3 separate regions of the Homo sapiens genome follow, and all the other regions are linked to region 3. A link is a contact called in ENCODE Hi-C or POLR2A ChIA-PET data. All regions are on one chromosome and are shown on one strand. Each heading gives the region's core, a stretch centred on a gene start or an enhancer-like site at or near the end of the contact. The rest is flanking DNA. Distances are from core to core; before and after follow the strand shown.

Region 1 (3,697 bases), core at 670-3,169, 1.4 Mb before region 3:
CATGAGTCTGAAACCACAGGTAAGTTAGGGTTGTCCATTCCCCATCCAGTCACTCTACCACCATGCACGGGGTATCTCCCTGTACAGTTATGGGAATGAGGGCACAGCAATAAGCAAGACAGATCAGTCTCTGACCCCAAGAGCTCCAGTGGAGACCACAAGATAATTAAGGAGAAATTAAACAGATAAAGAAGGAGTACAGAATGGGGACTGCAGGGAGGCTGCAGAGTGAGGGATGTGAGAGGGAGCGTGGGTTTTCAGAGGGTGACCAGGGAAGACTTTCTGAGGCTGTGTGAAGAGTCAGGAGGCAGCAGTGCAGGGGACCAGTGCTGGACAGCAAGCTCAGCCAGTGTGGCCTGGGGCAATGGCCTGGTGGTCCGAGACAGCAGAGGCTGGATCAGCTGGGGGTGTGAGGAGAAGGAGGTCTCCTGGATTGCGTGCCAGTTGCAAGGAGAAGCTACTGAAGGACTCCATAAAGAGGACTGATATGGTCTGATTTACCCATTTAAACACACAGACACACACAGACGCACGCTGCTATATAGAGAATGGAGGAAGGGGGAACTGAAATCCTACAGTAAAGAGATGCTGGTACCCTGGACAAGGGGCAGGGTGGGGGGTGGGGGCATAAGAAAAAGGGGACAGATCAGGACACATTTTAGACATAGATTCAACAGACTGAATGTTTTTTATCTGAGGATCCGAGTTGACTGCGAGGTCACTGCCAGAGACATCGACTTTTGGGAGAGGGAAAGGTTTGGCTGACCGCAAAACCTCCTTTAGGAACAAATTAGGTGTGAGGTTAGTTTGTTATATTATTTTCTCTTTCAGGACATAGGCAAAGATGAAGAGAATCAAATCATAAAAGGCGTTTAATGTTAACATTTTCCAAAATTGTGCATGTTCTAGCTATCCCTTTAATGTCTGGGCATTTTGATACCCTGTGAGTGGCTGGCAAACTCTATCATTAGTGTACACGGTGAGAGGTTTGCTGAAAGCTATATGCCCCCGTTTCTCTACCTGTTGCAGGGGAAGTGTTCGTGGGAGAAAAACTTCGCGGCCTCATACTGTGAAGGGGTAGGTTGAGATGGCCACGGGGGTTCTCAGATTCTCCACCAGCGTCTCCTCGCTGACCCCGGCCTTCCTAGGCTTCCTTCCCGCGTCCCTGCCTGCCAGGAAGGTCCCCTGTAGCTTGCAGAGACCATGGTAGACAGAGCAGTTGTATCTGCGCCAGCCAGAGACCACCTGGGCAAGAAGCGTGACCCAGACATCGAGGAGGGTGAAGCCTCGCTGGGCCGCCCCGCAACCCCAGGAAGCCCCGGACCAGCGAGAGGCTCCCGGGCGGTCTCTTGCCGACACCCCGGCACGGGCTCACCCGCGCGCTCACACTCCGCCCGCTCCCCGCTAAGGGACTGGGTTCGCTCCAAAGGCAGAGGAAACCTATGGGCTCCCCGGCTCGTGTCTCCCGACTCGTGTCTCTTGCCTCCGCTTCCCAGCTTTCCCGACCCTGCCCGGACGGGGTTTCGGGGTTCCCTGCTCGGGCCCCGCGCGCTCCCCTCCCACAGGCTGGCTGGGCTCCGGGCGCGGCGGGAGGCAGCGGGGACGTGAGACCGGGGTCGCCCCACACGCCCTCCGCGCCCCTCGGGCCGCGGCCCCTGCGCAACGGCCCCCCGTGCCCGACCACGCGGCCGCCCGGAGCGCAGGGGCCCGCGGGCAGGCAGAGGCCGAGGCTCCCCGCGGGCGCCGGGCGCGGGCTCTGGGTTCCCCGGGCGGGGCCGGGAGGCAGCCAGGCCGCCGGGGGGCGCCGGCAGGAGCGGCGCTTACCTGAGGCGGCGGCGGGGCCGGGTGCGGGCGCTCCGGGACGCGGGGCCGGGCGGACACACTGGCGGGGCCGGGGCCTGGCCGTCCCACCGCCGTCTGCCCCCCGCGCCGGGGCCGGGCCCAGACGCACTTCCTCAATCCTGAGGCGGGCGGGCGGGGAGGGCGGCGCGAAGAGCGCGCAGAGCAAGGCCGCCGCCAGCTCTCCCAGGAACCGTCGCGAGGCGTCCCCTCGGCGGCCGCCTCAGTTTCCCTGGCCGTAAAACGCGGGCGATGGCGCTCGATGCCCCGGGAGACGCCGGGGTCCGCGGGCCCTTCCGGCACCGGGTCCTCCTTCAGGTTCGGGCACCCGGCTGCCTCCACGCGGGGCGAGCGCGGCGATGGGATCGGTCCGTGCTGCGCTCAGCCCCGCTTTCGCTATCCCTCTGCTCCAGGGGCAGCAAAATCAGCAGATGAGCCCCCAGCGCGCCTGCGGCCCACACACTGCGGCCGTAACAGTTAAACAGACGGGGAACATTCATGTGCGTAGAGCTCTTCACGGGGCGATACAGAAATGTGTCGTTCTAAAGCGTTAACGACCTGCAATTTGCATATCCTCCAACACATGGATTTTACTGATTCAATTATGGATGTGTGCAAAGAATCTGCTGCTCGGTGAGTCATTGTTAATTGTCGGCTTTGGGGGGAATACATAAAACGTGGAATATTGGCAATTTATCGTGTTTCGACCTTTTATAAAGGCGTCACCAGGCTGCTGAGGCTAATACAGAAACGCAGACCATAAAAAAGATCTGCGTCCACGCTGCAGGCGGGCCTCACGCTGAGCTCCCCGTGTCGACCCGGGGACAAAGCCTGCTCAGGAAGAGCAGAGGGTTCCACGCCCTGCAGGACCAGCGCCCTGGGCCCCTCTCCTGGAAAGTTATGACTCGCACGTTCCCAGGATTTAGCGCACATCTCCCCCACCCTCACTGCCATTTCACAGAACCGGGGCAGCCGCAGGGCTCCTGCAGGACCTCCCGGACGCCGCGGGGCCGTGTTCCCTTGAGCGGCTTCTTGGGTCCCTGGTTGGAGAGGGGACCACCGAGCAGCTTCGCTCTGCTCCTGGGAGGCTACTTCTGCCACTGGACGACTTTCCAAAAGGGTGAGCGCAGTTCTGCAATCCTGTTCTCACCCCTGAGGGCCTCACACCAGTTTGCAGGAGCCAGCAGTGTGATTGCCACCGACAAGTTCCCAACAATTTGCAGGGCGTGGTGTCCTCAGTGCTGAGAGAGCCCCGCGACGGCGGTGCAGCTCCTCCAGGGCGCGCAGCCCCGCCACCTGGCGCCACCGCGAGGGAGCGCAGGCCCAGGGCCCGGGCAGACGCTGGAGGGGACGCGGCAGGTGAAGATGGGGCACCTCCACTTCCCTTCTAAAGGAGCCTGGGAATAGGCTAGGAAATGTCCCCACTGTAGAAGACAGCAGGAACATCTGACACGCGGATAACCTGTGCTGAGCTCGTTATATTCCCAGCATTTAATTCTAGCCATTAGGCATGCGTTAGCCACAACTTCGCATAGGAAGGTTATTGCAGGTAAGTTAAGACTCCTTTCCACTTCTTCCTAAGGGTCGCTGACCCATGGTTCTCTAGCTTTTGCTGGTAATCCCACCCAGATTCTCAGCACCCTAGGTTGGAATGACCCCTCCTGAGGTGGGTGGGGTAGCTGGGAGGCACCTCCCTGAACTGACTTTTCTGCCTTTTTGAAGGTGCAGTGGCTGAGCGCTCCTTCAGTGTTTTCCGGTTGTCTTTCTTCAGCCCAGTACGCAGTTTCCTCAGACAGTCTTCCTTGAGCAACTTCCTAAACGCCCTTCATTATCCCCCTTCAAGCTCATGCCTAGGAGC
Region 2 (3,481 bases), core at 742-3,241, 1.4 Mb before region 3:
GTAAAAAGGGACATTATCTAAGATCCAATTCAGTAAGTTTCTGATAGTTTATCTTTGTAACTTCCTAAAGCTACTGCTTGTTTATTTAAATTTTTAGAAATCATATGGCAATAACAACAAAGATAGAAATTTGTTGTTTTGTAGAAATTTGGGGGAGAAAGTGAGAATAGAAACATTATTTTGTAAAGGCAGTGAGTAAATATTCAAAGGAAACACTTAGGTTAATTCATTTAACCCCATCAGATGCTAGTATTAGCTCTGCTTACAGATAAAGAAAGAGGTCCCCAGAGAGTCAGTGACTTGCCCAAGGGAGGGGGCAGAATTTCCACTCTAAATCACTGAATTAATTTTTATTAAAAAGGCAGAAAACAATGACTCAGCAAGCTGTTACACCCCCTTGGAGTAAAACAGAAAGATTAAAATTACACTTGAAGGAAAGGCAGGCCATCTTGTCCCTATTTTAAGAAAGTGAAATAATTCACTTTACATAGACTGTTGCCTTAGGCCCAGGAGTCTTTATATAAGATCCCAATTTGGAACATACCAAGACAGTTTGTGCATATTTTTATTAAGTCACTTCTGAGTTACTCTGTGAAAACCGGGAAAAAAGCACCTTCCAAACTTGTTGAAAAGGGATGGCCAGCACTACGGGTTGATCAGTAAGCACTGGCGGATGGAGAACCCTGGGAGTTGTTCAGCATGGACATGGAGGCCGTCTCCGGGTGAGTGCACACCCCACCCGCCCACTGTGAGCAGAGAGGCCTCATGAGGACCCAAGGCTGCTACCAACAGAACCAGAGGGGGACTCCGGGCACCCATCGTCAGCCTTGCTTACTCCGTGAATTGTCGAACTTCACACTGTACCAGTTTTCTTCAGTGAGACATACAGGTTTTGTAATTTGGAAAAAAAAGAAAAGAAAAAGCATTCTGAAGATAAGGCAAGGAAAGATTTGGACTTTAATTGAAACATTTTAATTTAAAATGTTAATTAAACAGCTTTAATTTTGATGATTAGATTTGAGGGTCATCACACTTTCGTGTACACACATTTGGAAATGAAGACTGGCCACATTTTAAATCCATGTCTTCCATAACTGTGAGCCATGCCTTCTCTAGCTTAGAGCCAAATAAAATCGGACTCACCATTTTGTAAGGACCCTACTTTTTAATCATTGTAATATTATTATCATTTTCCCTAATAGAAATAGAGTCCAGTTGAGGCTACATAATTTGCCCAACAGAGAAAGAGAAAAAGAACAGGCCATTTTTTTTGAGGGTCTGCCTAGCATGTGCACTTAGTATGGTGCTAACCATTCCGCAAACAGATTCTAACCCTGCCCCTGTCACAGATAGGACTAGCTGTGGAAGCATCAGGATTTGAACCCGGTTCCTTCCGACTGTAGAGCCGGTTCTTGACATTCTCACTCAGTATTTCCTGCAAGTGCACACCTTGGAGATGCCCAGGAGACGCTGGAAGATGAGATCAAGACAGTAGGCTGAGCCCGGCTGCAGCCACCACCTCCTGCTCCAAATCCTTAGAAATTATTACAAATATCAACAAGCCTTATTAGCATGGGAAAAGAAGTGACCTGAGAAGACCGGAATCCACTGTGCGTGAGGTGGAGAAGGCTTGGGAGAGCTCCGAGGCTGCTGGGGGACATGGGAAGCAAGAGGGTCCCCAGGTCACCAGCAGGGCGACTGGGAGGAGTGGGGAGCCATAGTGGGCAGACTCCTGTGGATCTGGCCCCTCTCCAGCTTGTGCCAGGCAGCCTGGGACTGATGGGTCTACACTCGATGTGGGCTAAAGAGAAAGTGTGCTGGGCAACTCCCAGGAGGCACACGGAGCCCACCACCCGGAAGCCATGCTCTGGATGTCCCCAAGGCAGCCTGCTACAGTCCCCTGGCCCTCCTCTTCGCAGGCTATTGTGACAAATGCTGTGTTCACAGACAGCTACGGGGAATCCCGAGCAGAACAGTCAGCATCCACCCAGGCACCCGCAAGCATCTGAGGAAGAGCAGCGCCATAAAGAGAAGCACGAAACTCCTCTAACCAAGCCAGCACACAGGCAGGCCACCGATCAGCAGGAAGAGACATCCCACCTTACACACACACACACACACACACACACACACACACACACAGAGACATAGACACACACAGACACACACACACACACAGACACACACACACACAGAGACACACACAGACACACACAGAGACACAGACACACACATACAGGCACACACACACACACACAAAGACACACACAGAGACACAGACACACACACACAGACACACACACATAGACACACACAGACACACACACGGACACACACAGAGACACAGACACACACACAGACAGACACACACAGACACACACACAGACACATACAGACACACACAGAAACACACATGCACAAAGACACACAGACACACACATAGATATGCAGACACACAGACACACATACAAAGAGACACACACAGACACACACACACAGAAAATATTTATGTTTCCTCTTTATGTAGCCAAGGGCACAGGCTCATTGGAAGCAGTCTGATCACCTAGGGGAGAAGCTGTGTCATATTTCACCACTGTCCCCCTTGGGCCTCAGAGTCCCCAGGAGGAAGTGAGCAGCTGACAGTGACAATGTCTCTGCAAGGCAGGGTCTAGCCAGGTCAGAGGGCCTGCACATCTTGCTGCATCCTCACATTACTGTTCGGGGCAAACCTACACAAATCACACAGTCACTGAGATAAGACAGCTTTGGGCTTTCCTGATTCACAACACAGCTTGGTATTGTCAACTGTTCATCCTTATCTTGGAGGAAAAGACTGAGTTAGCATGGGAGCTTCCCTAAGCAGAATCTCAGGCTCCAGCTTTCCAGCACCTCCAGGGCCCCTCTCTACACAGAATTAATGTTAGCAGAGCGAGAATGAATTCAGAATAAATATTACTGATGTCTTGGAGAGAAACAGGAGGATGCAGCATCCACAAACAAGAATCAACTAAAACTCTTGGGAATTAAAACGAGAAGAGTTGCACTGTGAAGCACAGTGGGTGAGCTGCAGAGCAGAGACACCGTTGAAGGACAAATCAGGAATCTGGAAGACCAAGAGGAGGATGCAGCACCAAAAGACAAGGAGGCCGGGAGCAGAGATAAAAGAGTGAGAGACATTGAAGATATTTTTTGAAGTTTTTCAAAATGTGTCTAATGAGAGTTTCAGAAACATATACTTAAATAAATAAGAATAATTTTCAAGTTGCAAAAATATGAGTCCTCAGAAGTGACAGGATACTAGTCAAGAAGAGTAAATTTAGAAAAAAGAAGAATGAAGGACTAGTGAAATAAACAATCTTATGGAAAGACTGATCAACAACAAAATGAGAGAGAGAGAGAGAGCAGGACATGTGAGAACACAAAAGCATTATCTGAAACAAAGAGATAAAACTATATTAGAGAACTTAAAATCATGGCATCA
Region 3 (3,866 bases), core at 137-2,636:
GCGTCCTCACCAACATCTGTGTTTTTTTGTCTTTTTACAGCCATTCTGACTGGTGTAAGATGATATCTCCTGGTTTTAAGTTGCATATAATTTACTTTTTAATTTTTTTTAATTTTAAATTACTCTTCTTCATATTGACCTACCTTTTTTTTTTTTTTTTTTTTCCTTTTTGAGACAGGGTGTCCTCTGTCACCCAGGCTGGCGTGCAGTGACACAATCACAGTTCACTGCAGTTTCCACTTCCCAGACTCAGATGATTCTCCTGCCTCAGCTTCCCAAGTAGCTGGGAGGCATGCACTACCATGCACAGCTAATTTTTGTATTTTTTGTAAAGACAGGGTTTTGCCGTGTTGACCAGGCTGATCTCAAATTCCTGGGCTCAAGCAATTGCCTACTTCAGTCTCCCGAAGTGCTGGGATTACAGGCATGAGCCACTGTCCCTGGCTGACCTGCCTTTTAATGTAAACTTATGTGTATTGCCATGAAATCACAGTTTTGAGGAATGATTTTTGTTTTAATACATCTTAAAATGAACATGTAACCATTAACATGAGAACTATATGTTGATAATAACTGTATGTTCCAACGGTGGTGTGGCATCATGTTCTAAGAAACACTGGCTTCAGGGCTTCTGAAGGAAACCATAGCCTGGACTGCCCAGACCCTGTTTTTTGGACTCTTTAATATGAGCAGCACTGATGCTTCTGCAGGAGCACTGGGGATTCTGGAATGGAGTCAGGGTGATTTTTGGACAATGTATTGACTGCAGCAAAGAGCACCTTCCTGTGCCCAGCAGGCTGCGTGAAAGCAGACTGCTCCTACCCAGTGCCAGGGCACCTAAGAGGGTGACGAATGGCAGTGGGCTGTCCCTCCAAAGCCGTGTCCAAAATGCTTTTTATGCTTGGCCACAAATTTTGTAAAAACCTATGCAGCGACTAGAGAGTAGGAAAAAAAATACCCAAATTCCCTGCTGACTCTGAGGTGCTTGTTTACAAAGTGAAACGTCCCTGGTGAATTGTTTCATTTACAATTAAATCTAACAATAAGCTATTGTGGCTAAATTAATTTCAAGCTAATTTCACAGGAACCCCATGTCCTGTATCAATTCTAAACAAAAGAGTGTGGTGTCGGGCAATATGACTCATTCTGAAGCCAGGCCTCCAGGAGGAGCTCCAGGAGGTTGATGAATAAATGCTAGGTTAAGAGAGCAATGCTCAGGTACCCTGCAGGCCAGGCACACTGCTGTGACGGGTTCTGGAAGCCCCTGTAGGTTGTGCCAGTCACGTACCAGAGACTGGCTTTCTACTGAGAGCACCAACCCCTGAGCAGCCCTTGACTGAGGCAGAGTTTTCCACTAGAACCTGGCCCGCTCTGACCACAGCCTGGAGGAGCCCGGTCCTGGCCACGAGTGTTTCTGCGTAGGGTCTTTAGTCCTATGGACACCTTGATGGGCCAAACACCTTCACAAATAGCATCCCACTTCATCCTCGCCCTGAGAAGTCCGCATGGGTCTCTCCTTTTTATGATGCAATAAGTAAGCTCAGAACCACCCCGAGTAATCATCTCAAAGCCATGTAAGAAGGAACTTTCAGAGCTAGGGTTTCCACCCAGACCTAGTGAGCCTGGTCCTTCTGTCCCTTCAGAGAAACAGTGGCCATAAAGATCCCCTACTCCATCTAGTTGGTCCCCCCCATCTCCCCACAGTGAAGATCTCTGAAGTTTATCTGGAAGCTTTTTCCTTTGAGTTTCAGATTTGACTCTGGTTCCCAATTTGGCTGATGTCAGTTACTCACATTTGAATGTGAGTGATTTTGAGAACAGACTTTGGGCCTCTCTGCTCTATGGTGGTGGGGGTGAGGAGGCCAAGGAAACCTCATCTCAGCCTCAGAAAGGGGAAGCTGAGGATGCCAGTGAGAAGCTTGGCAGGATACCTTTATTTTTAGGGGCAATGGCCACAGAGTCTTTTTCCTCATGCTGCTTTGTCAAAAGAACAGATCCGTGCACATCCCACCTTCTCTGGAACTAAGGCTCCAATGATGCATGAGTCTTCATTTTCACAAGCAATAAGCACCTGCCTGTGGGTGTTTTCAATTATGTTAGAGAATAATTCTTTCCTGGTTGGGCAACTGGTTTGGATTATTAAGATGACCTTCGAAAGAATTCACAGAGCGGGTCCTTCATAGGGTTTCTGAAGTGATGCATTTTAATTGAGATTGTTTCTGCAAAGGAAAAGATTAGGTCAGTGATACCACTCTCATGTTTCCTGTTTGCTCCCTGCCACTGTGGTCTCCTGTCTTGGCCTTCCCAAACGGGACAGGTTGTGTCTGAAGGCAAGAAGAGAACCATCGGTTGGAAAATCTGGAGTCCTGGGGAAGGAAGGCTGTGAGACGGTTTGCCTGTGTCAGGGCTTGGGGAGCATGACATTTGTGTACCTGAGCAGGATGTCATTTCCCGCTGAATAACCCGGGCACCTACCCAGCCTTTATTTTGGCCCCGACTGTGTGTTAAATGCAACCAATATCTCCTCTGAAAGCTCCTAAGAACAATCTGAATTGATGGGGCTGTTTTGTTTCCAGCCAAAGGATGCTGGTGGCATCAGCGAGGAAGGCAAACCCCGTGACCGTAAGAGCTGAACAAGGAGGCGGGAGCCATCTCTGCTGGCCAGGGTGATCGGTGCATTCAGGGGTGAGGAATGACAAGAGCAGTGCCCTGAAATATTTGTTTCTCTTCTTGTCGTGTTTTTTCTTTGTTATCTGATGGCTTACATCTGACTTTCCCAACAGGCTGCAAAACAGTAATGATTGCTGCCTGGGGGAGGTGACCTTTAAGTGGAAATACTGTCCTTGTGGGCAAAAGGCCACAAACAAAAGGTCAACATGTGGACCAATGGGGAGCTGCCTTATTTGCCCACCTGGGGCCTTTACCCCGATTCGGCCTTGCCCTTCCCACCCCTCCTCCCCCCAAGCAGATGGATGGGAGGGGGGCTCCGACATCCACATCCAAGCGTTGAGTTCTTCCCTCTCCTCCTGGCCCTGACCGATTTTCCACAGAATCTGGTTTCATCCCAGTGTTGCACTCCTAGCAATGGGAGGGAGGGCTGGTGCCGCCCACAGTGAGTAGCTTTACTGTTGACGGCTCAAGTACTTCTAGCCACGGTGGGCTTTCCTTCAGCTCAGTCCCATCTTCAAGCTGGATAAACGCAGTCCTCAGGGGAGGGGCTCCCCTCCTTGGTGCCTCACCCCAGGCTCCTCCACAGTGGAGGGGCTTTCCTTGTGGTTCTCGGCCCTCTCATGAGTTCTCTCCCAGCTCCTTGGTCTTTGTCAGGCCTCTGCTCCTCTTCCTGGAGGCAGAATCTCTGTGTCCCTCAGCCTCTCCATGCTGCTTGGTTTGTGTCCTTGGGTGGAGCACCTTGGAGGCTCTCAGAGAACCTTCTCAGGCCAGCCCCAGTGTGTTTCTTGTGTGAAAGGAGGCCCTTGTTATGAGCTTTGGTTTCCCAGCACCTGAAGCATGATCTTGATATTTATGTGGAGAATTGCGTCTCTCACTCTTTTTTTTTTTATTTTTTGAGTCTTTGTGAAGAGCAAAACCACCTCTCTGAAAGGTAAGTGATGGTCAGATACTTCCTTTTTCCAGCCTGCCTTGCAGCTGGGGCTCAAAGAGTGGGGCTTCCCAGCCAGGTGAAGGTGCCAACACCAGACTCAGAGCTGGTGACTCAGGAGGGAAGGGACAGTGGTGGCCGCAGGAGCAGTGGCAGCCAGGCACAGCTCCTGGGGTGGGCGAGGTGTGGGTGCTCAGAGGTGGTGGCAGGGTTTCCCCATCAGCCCTGTTCTGTGGTGTGATTTGACTCATGGTTCCTCAAAGATCAG

Evidence for each region. A loop is a pair of places that touch in the nucleus more often than their neighbours do. ChIA-PET counts read pairs that join two places held with the same protein, here RNA polymerase II (POLR2A). Pooled maps may share reads with other maps.
Region 1: a loop to region 3 is called in a pooled map, with 4 times the contacts of the local background. The contact joins the promoter of LRRK1 here to the enhancer-like site in region 3. A Hi-C loop is called at or near these places in 4 of 37 single-sample maps with no recorded cell type and 3 of 50 pooled maps. POLR2A ChIA-PET finds 5 or more read pairs at or near these places in 1 of 52 experiments (OCI-LY7).
Region 2: a pooled map shows a loop between it and region 3 (4-fold over the local background). The contact joins two enhancer-like sites. A Hi-C loop is called at or near these places in 2 of 37 single-sample maps with no recorded cell type and 4 of 50 pooled maps.

What each region holds. Positions count from the first base shown.
Region 1 is chr15:100,917,579-100,921,275 of GRCh38, reverse strand. LRRK1 (leucine rich repeat kinase 1) reads right to left here and starts at 1,919. Exons shown (of 34, transcript NM_024652.6): 1 at 1,825-1,919. It overlaps ALDH1A3-AS1 (ALDH1A3 antisense RNA 1), which reads left to right and starts at 1,993. Exons shown (of 2, transcript NR_135827.1): 1 at 1,993-2,472. RefSeq lists enhancers at 291-350, 877-1,468, 2,643-2,762, 2,813-2,902, 2,655-3,247 and silencers at 1,683-2,272, 3,033-3,252.
Region 2 is chr15:100,940,126-100,943,606 of GRCh38, reverse strand. All of the region lies in intron 2 of LRRK1 (leucine rich repeat kinase 1), which reads right to left. Among named protein-coding and RNA genes, the nearest start is that of LRRK1, 23 kb to the right of the region's middle. RefSeq lists enhancers at 1,740-1,889, 1,930-2,069. Within about 2 kb of position 1,991, at least 4 of the 41 ENCODE cell types and tissues checked have a DNase peak (open chromatin) inside an H3K27ac peak, as active enhancers do.
Region 3 is chr15:99,502,236-99,506,101 of GRCh38, reverse strand. It overlaps LOC105371019 (a long non-coding RNA gene), which reads left to right. Exons shown (of 3, transcript XR_001751710.2): 2 at 2,577-2,685. Among named protein-coding and RNA genes, the nearest start is that of MEF2A, 62 kb to the left of the region's middle. RefSeq lists enhancers at 1,406-1,535, 3,186-3,435, 3,716-3,785, 3,836-3,866. Within about 2 kb of position 1,386, at least 5 of the 41 ENCODE cell types and tissues checked have a DNase peak (open chromatin) inside an H3K27ac peak, as active enhancers do; they include OCI-LY7, where a contact is called at or near this core.